2 separate regions of the Homo sapiens genome follow, and region 2 is linked to region 1. Evidence: chromatin contacts called from ENCODE Hi-C or POLR2A ChIA-PET data. All regions are on one chromosome and are shown on one strand. The core of a region is the stretch at or near the end of the contact, and the rest is flanking DNA. Distances in the headings are between cores, read along the strand shown.

Region 1 (2,700 bases), core at 69-2,568:
CCTAGCTAATTTATTTTTTATTTTTATTTATTTATTTTTGAGACAGTTTCTCTCTTGTTGACCAGGCTGGAGTGCAATGGCGTGATCTCAGCTCACTGCACCCCCTGCCTCTCAGGTTCAAGCGATTCTCCTGCCTCAGCCTCCCGAGTAGCTGGGATTACAGATATGCGCCACCATGCCCAGCTAATTTTTCATATTTTTTTTTTAGTAGAGATGGGGTTTCTCCATGTTGGTCAAGCTGGTCTCGAATTCCCAACCTCAGGTGATCTGCCCGCCTCGGCCTCCCAAAGTGCTGGGATTACAGGTGTGAGCCACCGCGCCTGGCCTGCTCTTTTCTACTGCATTGCACCACATTGCCAAAAGTGCAGTTATTAAGCCCATTCAACAATATGTTGCTAACGAAAAAAACAAACTAAAATATTTTTAAAAGGTTTATTCTGAGCCAAGATGAGTGACCATAGCTTGGGGAAACACAGCCTCAAGAGGTCCTAGGAAACTGTGCCTGAGGTGGTCAAGTTATAATTTGGGTTTTCTTTTTTTTTTTTTTGTTTTGAGACGGAGTCTCGCTTTGTCACCAGGCTGGAGTGCAGTTGCGCAATCTCGGCTCACTGCAACCTCCGCCTCCCGGGTTCAAGCCAATTCTCCTGTCTCAGCCTCCTGAGTAGCTGCGATTACAGTCGCGTGCCACCGCACCCGGCTGATTTTTGTATTTTTAGTAGAGACGGGGTTTCCCCATGTTGGCCAGGCTGGTCTCGAACTCCGGACCTCAGGTGATCCACCCACTTCGGCCTCCCAAAGTGTTGGGATTACAGGCGTGAGCCACCGCGCCCAGCCAGAACACTGACACTTCTCATAACAAATGAACGCGATTTATGTATATCTAAGCCAGGGCACATTGGACGTCGGTATCCTGGACATCAGCATCCTGGACACAGCTCCCAAACCCCGAATTCCCCCATTTTATTGATGCTAGCAGGCCAGGGAAGGGAAAACTTCCTTTGGGCTTTGAATAATAACGACTTTAGAATTGAAATCGTGGGCTGGAGGTGGACGCCACGCCTCATTCTGATGGGTCCAAGAGCCGAAATTTCGGCTTCTGGCACTCTCCTCACTCAGCTCTCTAAACTCCTCCATCATTCCTCTTTCCAGTCCTTTGGCCCTAAGCCCTTGCTAGCGGTTGGCTAAGAAGAAACCCGTCTCTTGCTCGGGATTCGCTGTGAGCTCCGGGAAGCCCGCCTCCGCTCTCCCGTGATTCGCTACTCCTGTGTTCATCCGCCCCTCCGTCGACCAGATTGGGTGCTTGGCCGTCCCTGCCATTAGCGCGTAACGAGAGACTGCTTGCTGCGGCAGAGACGCCAGAGGTGCAGCTCCAGCAGCAATGGCAGTGACGGCGTTGGCGGCGCGGACGTGGCTTGGCGTGTGGGGCGTGAGGACCATGCAAGCCCGAGGCTTCGGCTCGGATCAGGTACGCTGCGGCAGTGTCCGCTGCTCCAGCCCCGCGGGCGGATCCCATCTTTGCTTCCGTACCTTTACCAGTGTCCCTGTCTCTCTGCAGTCCGAGAATGTCGACCGGGGCGCGGGCTCCATCCGGGAAGCCGGTGGGGCCTTCGGAAAGAGAGAGCAGGCTGAAGAGGAACGATATTTCCGGTGAGGCTCACCGGGTCCCAAGTCCAGCCCTGGATCTCCCAATGGCCTTCCAATCCTTAAACTGCCAATCGCCCCACCCGTTCCTACCTGGTGCCTTGGGCGCCCCATCCCCCAACAGAACTCCCGGGCCCCAATCCAGTATACCCTAACCCTTGATGTCCCGACCGTTGCCACGTATAGGGCACTCCCAGTTACCTGCACAACAGTTTCAGGCCCCCAAACCGTTTCCACCGGCGGGTCTCCAAAACAACCCACGGCTCAACTCCTCCTTTATCATTACCATCTCCCGCGTGGAGTTCTCCTCAGGTCGTGCGAAACACCCCCAGATTCTTCGCACAGTGTCTAGATCCGACCGCCCAACGTTTGCCTCCCAGCCTGACTCCCTCGGCCCTTACCCACCTGTCACCCCCTCTACGCTCTCCTTCCTCGCCAGCACGCCTTAGCTTTGCAAGCCTGCATGCATTCAGGCTTCTCAGGTGTTTCTAGACCCCCGACTCCGCAAGAGTGAGGATGATGGGAGCTGGTCATGGGAGCTACTTATGGTTGGACACCATCTTCTAAAGGCTTTTGCCCTACTCAGCCCAACCTAGACCTGTAGATTTCCCTCTCCTGCTTAGGAGTATGGAGTGGGCTGGGCCTCCCTTTGCCAGCCTTGAGTTATCTTTAACTGACTTCTGTCCACTCTGGAGAGCAGTGAGGAATTAATCTTGCTTTTGCTTGTCCTTTGGCCTTTCACTTCTGCCTTCTGTTGAGAATTATCACCATGACACCTGCCATACCGTATAGAGAGCCAAGGTACAGCCGTTAGAGACTATCTAATTGAGCCCCTACATTTTGTAGTTAAGGAAAACTGAGGCCTAAATGTGACCAAACCAACATTGTAATCCAGTCCCTTCTTGGAACCTAAATTGAACTGCCAAGTACTGCGCATGCAAGAGACCCTTTATTGGCCTTACAGTGGGCCATTCATTTCTATAGGCAAAGAAAGCTCTAGACAGATTGGAATAGGAAATGGATATTTGCCTTTTAGCTACACCCCTTTGTCTGTCTTCC
Region 2 (2,829 bases), core at 330-2,829, 340 kb before region 1:
CTATAATCCCAGCACCTTGGGAGGCCAAGGTGGGCGGATCATGAGGTCAGGAGATCGAGACCATCCTGGCTAACACGGTGAAACCCTGTCTCTACTAAAAATACAAAAATTAGCTGGGTATGGTGGCATGCGCCTATAGTCCCAGCTACTCGGGAGACTGAGGCAGGAGAATCACTTGAACATGGGAGGCGGAGCTTGCAGTGAGCTGAGATTGCACCACTGCACTCCAGCCTGGGCAACACAGCAAGGCTCTGTCTAAAAAAAAATAAAAATAAAAATAAAGAAAAAAGAAAACCACTTCCACCTACAAGTACTGCTACCGCTTTGCCCATTTGAGGGCACCCAGCTTCATAACTAGAAAGAGAAGTTTACCAACCATAAAAGTATCCCGTCATATATTCCAAATTCAAATACACGATTTTACTTGTTTTTAGTCATTGTTCTTTGAGAAAATAACCAAGAAGGAACACACTTGCAAATGAACATGCTGGCTGAGTTTTACACATTTGCATAGTTCCGCAGATGTTAACAACTCTGCATGTATAGAAAACAACCATACATTCATCCACTGTTAGAAACCAAGTAGGTGGAGCCTTCTCTACACAGCTGCTAGATCTCATTTAGAAACAGAGTTAAAGCAGAGAATTCTTTTTTTTGAGACAGAGTCTCGCTCTGTTGCCCAGGCTGGAATGCAGTTGTGCAATCTCGGCTCACTGCAAGCTCTGCCTCCCGGGTTCACACCATTCTCCTGCCTCAGCCTCCTGAGTAGCTGGGACTACAGGCGCCCACCACCTTGCCTGGCTAATTTTTTGTATTTTTAGCAGAGATGGAGTTTCACCGAATTAGCCAGGATGATCTCGATCTCCTGACCTTGTGATCTGCCTGCCTCGGCCTCCCAAAGAGCTGGGATTACAGGCGTGAGCCACCGCGCCCGGCCAGAGAATTCTTATTGGGATGTTACGTCTCACTAACTTTATCTCAAAATTGGTTCTTTTATTCAAGATGTAGATTACTTTCAGGAGTTGTCAAAAACATCATTGAACTAGTTTCTTTTTCTGTAAGAAACAGCCAATCAAGTTGGCCAAAAAATGACCATAGGCTTTTGGAAAGTCTCATCTTGAGGCCAAATGGGTAGCTATTTGATTCAGTTACATGATCACACACTGCCAAAGAGTCAACATTAAAGTCCATTATATAATCCCTTTAAATGGCAATACTAGATTTAGACGCTTTACAGACTATGTTTTTTTCAATCTTCACAACAAACCCAGGGGAAATAACGTTTTCTTTTTGTAAATGAGGAAATGGAGGTTCTCAGAGCTGACATAGCCTGCTCAAGATTCTAACTAAAAAGTGGGAAAGCCAGAATTCAAATCCAAGTTTCACTATGTTACACTGCCTCAGATGATAAAGTGGTCATTACACTGCTCAGAAAGAAAAACGAGAATTTTTACAAGTTACTACAATAGAACTGTTTTATTAAACATATGACTGTATTTATTTTGTACAAAATGCAGTAACACTTCTTCTTTTCCTCTGCCCCTGGAGGCACTACCGCAGAACTTCATGTTCACAGAAACACACGTCATGGCAAGTGTGTCAAAAAGTCATGACAAGCAGGAAAGTGCAATTCTGAAAGTAATGCCACACAACCAAAGTGGGAAATGAAAACAGGCAGAGGCCAGCAGGTTTCTCGGCTAGGGCTCTGCCTATAACGCCCTGGTCCTGCTCATCTTTCAGCAGTAAACATTTTAAGAAGAGAAACTCCTGAGCACTATGTAAGTACTCTCCTGGTAGCATCCTTCCAATTCCATCTATCTTGATGTTGTAACAAGCTTATTTGTAACTTCCTCAAGAAATCCCACCCTGGATTGCATCCCTGTCAATTGCCCATCTCCCTCTGAGCTTCAAACAAAACAAAATAAAACAGAAGAGCAGTAAGTTTCAAAAGGAAGTCAGAGGAGACATTTGATAGATGAAACCTACTTCCTAGAAGCCCCCTGGCCAGACATATGCAGAGCTGGAGACAACAGATTGTGAAACTAGGTCCAGCTGTAAAATATCTCAGGTACCCAGTTAGATCCAGTTATTCTGCATCTGTGGATTTAAAATGGTCATCATCCACAGTAGAATAGATGTGCCCCTCATTGCTCAGAAAATCCACAGCTTGCCTAGAAAGAAAGAAGAAAAAAAAAAGGTCATTTTCAGGCCAATTCAGAAGGAAACTGCCTTTTGGATATGGCCAAATATGCAAACTTCGCTTATCTCCCAACTTTCTACCTTAGCTAAGAATTCACAAGTATTCTGCACATAGAAAGCTCTCACAGGGAGAAATGCCAGTAAAATAGCAAAACAGAGCTTATTCATGGAGACAATGGCTATTAGGGCTGTCTTGGATCCCTCTCCCAAATTGTGCAAAGGAAAGACAACAGGGCCTCACTTAAATACAGTCTAAGCAGGAAAACAAGGATCTAAAGCTGTAGTCACACTTGCACACAAAATCTCCTAGTAGAAACCACTGTCTTTAAAAGTCCCCCTTTTCCAGCCACACACTGAAACCCCGTTGGTCCCTCTCAGGGAAGTAAAGTTGTGGGAAGCAAAGGAAACACTCTGAAACCTTCAAACCCTTCAAGGTCCTCAGGGTTAGTGTCAGTAACGTATTTAATAGCCACAATCTACAGAGCACCTAAGTAACAGCAGTTCTCTACCTCATCAGCACGCAACTCTGAGATAGGAATTATTATCCTAATTTTACAGGACAGGAAATGGAATCAGCCCTGAGCATTTCTTATCTATCTAGGCCTGGCAGGTCAATTGATTTATAGTAAC

What was found. Hi-C counts contacts between places; a loop is a spot of excess contacts on that map. ChIA-PET counts read pairs that join two places held with the same protein, here RNA polymerase II (POLR2A). Pooled maps may share reads with other maps.
Region 2: a pooled map shows a loop between it and region 1 (3-fold over the local background). The contact joins the enhancer-like site here to the promoter of ATP5IF1 in region 1. A Hi-C loop is called at or near these places in 2 of 37 single-sample maps with no recorded cell type and 5 of 50 pooled maps. POLR2A ChIA-PET finds 5 or more read pairs at or near these places in 5 of 52 experiments (HEK293, PC-3, T-cell and 2 more).

The regions. Positions count from the first base shown.
Region 1 is chr1:28,234,806-28,237,505 of GRCh38, forward strand. It overlaps ATP5IF1 (ATP synthase inhibitory factor subunit 1), which reads left to right and starts at 1,319. Exons shown (of 3, transcript NM_016311.5): 1 at 1,319-1,465; 2 at 1,556-1,647. The coding sequence starts at 1,379. RefSeq lists enhancers at 218-724, 1,518-1,577 and a silencer at 557-781.
Region 2 is chr1:27,890,077-27,892,905 of GRCh38, forward strand. RPA2 (replication protein A2) reads right to left here. Exons shown (of 9, transcript NM_002946.5): 9 at 1,448-2,171. The coding sequence ends at 2,087. Among named protein-coding and RNA genes, the nearest start is that of THEMIS2, 19 kb to the left of the region's middle. RefSeq lists a silencer at 689-758. Within about 2 kb of position 1,580, at least 9 of the 41 ENCODE cell types and tissues checked have a DNase peak (open chromatin) inside an H3K27ac peak, as active enhancers do.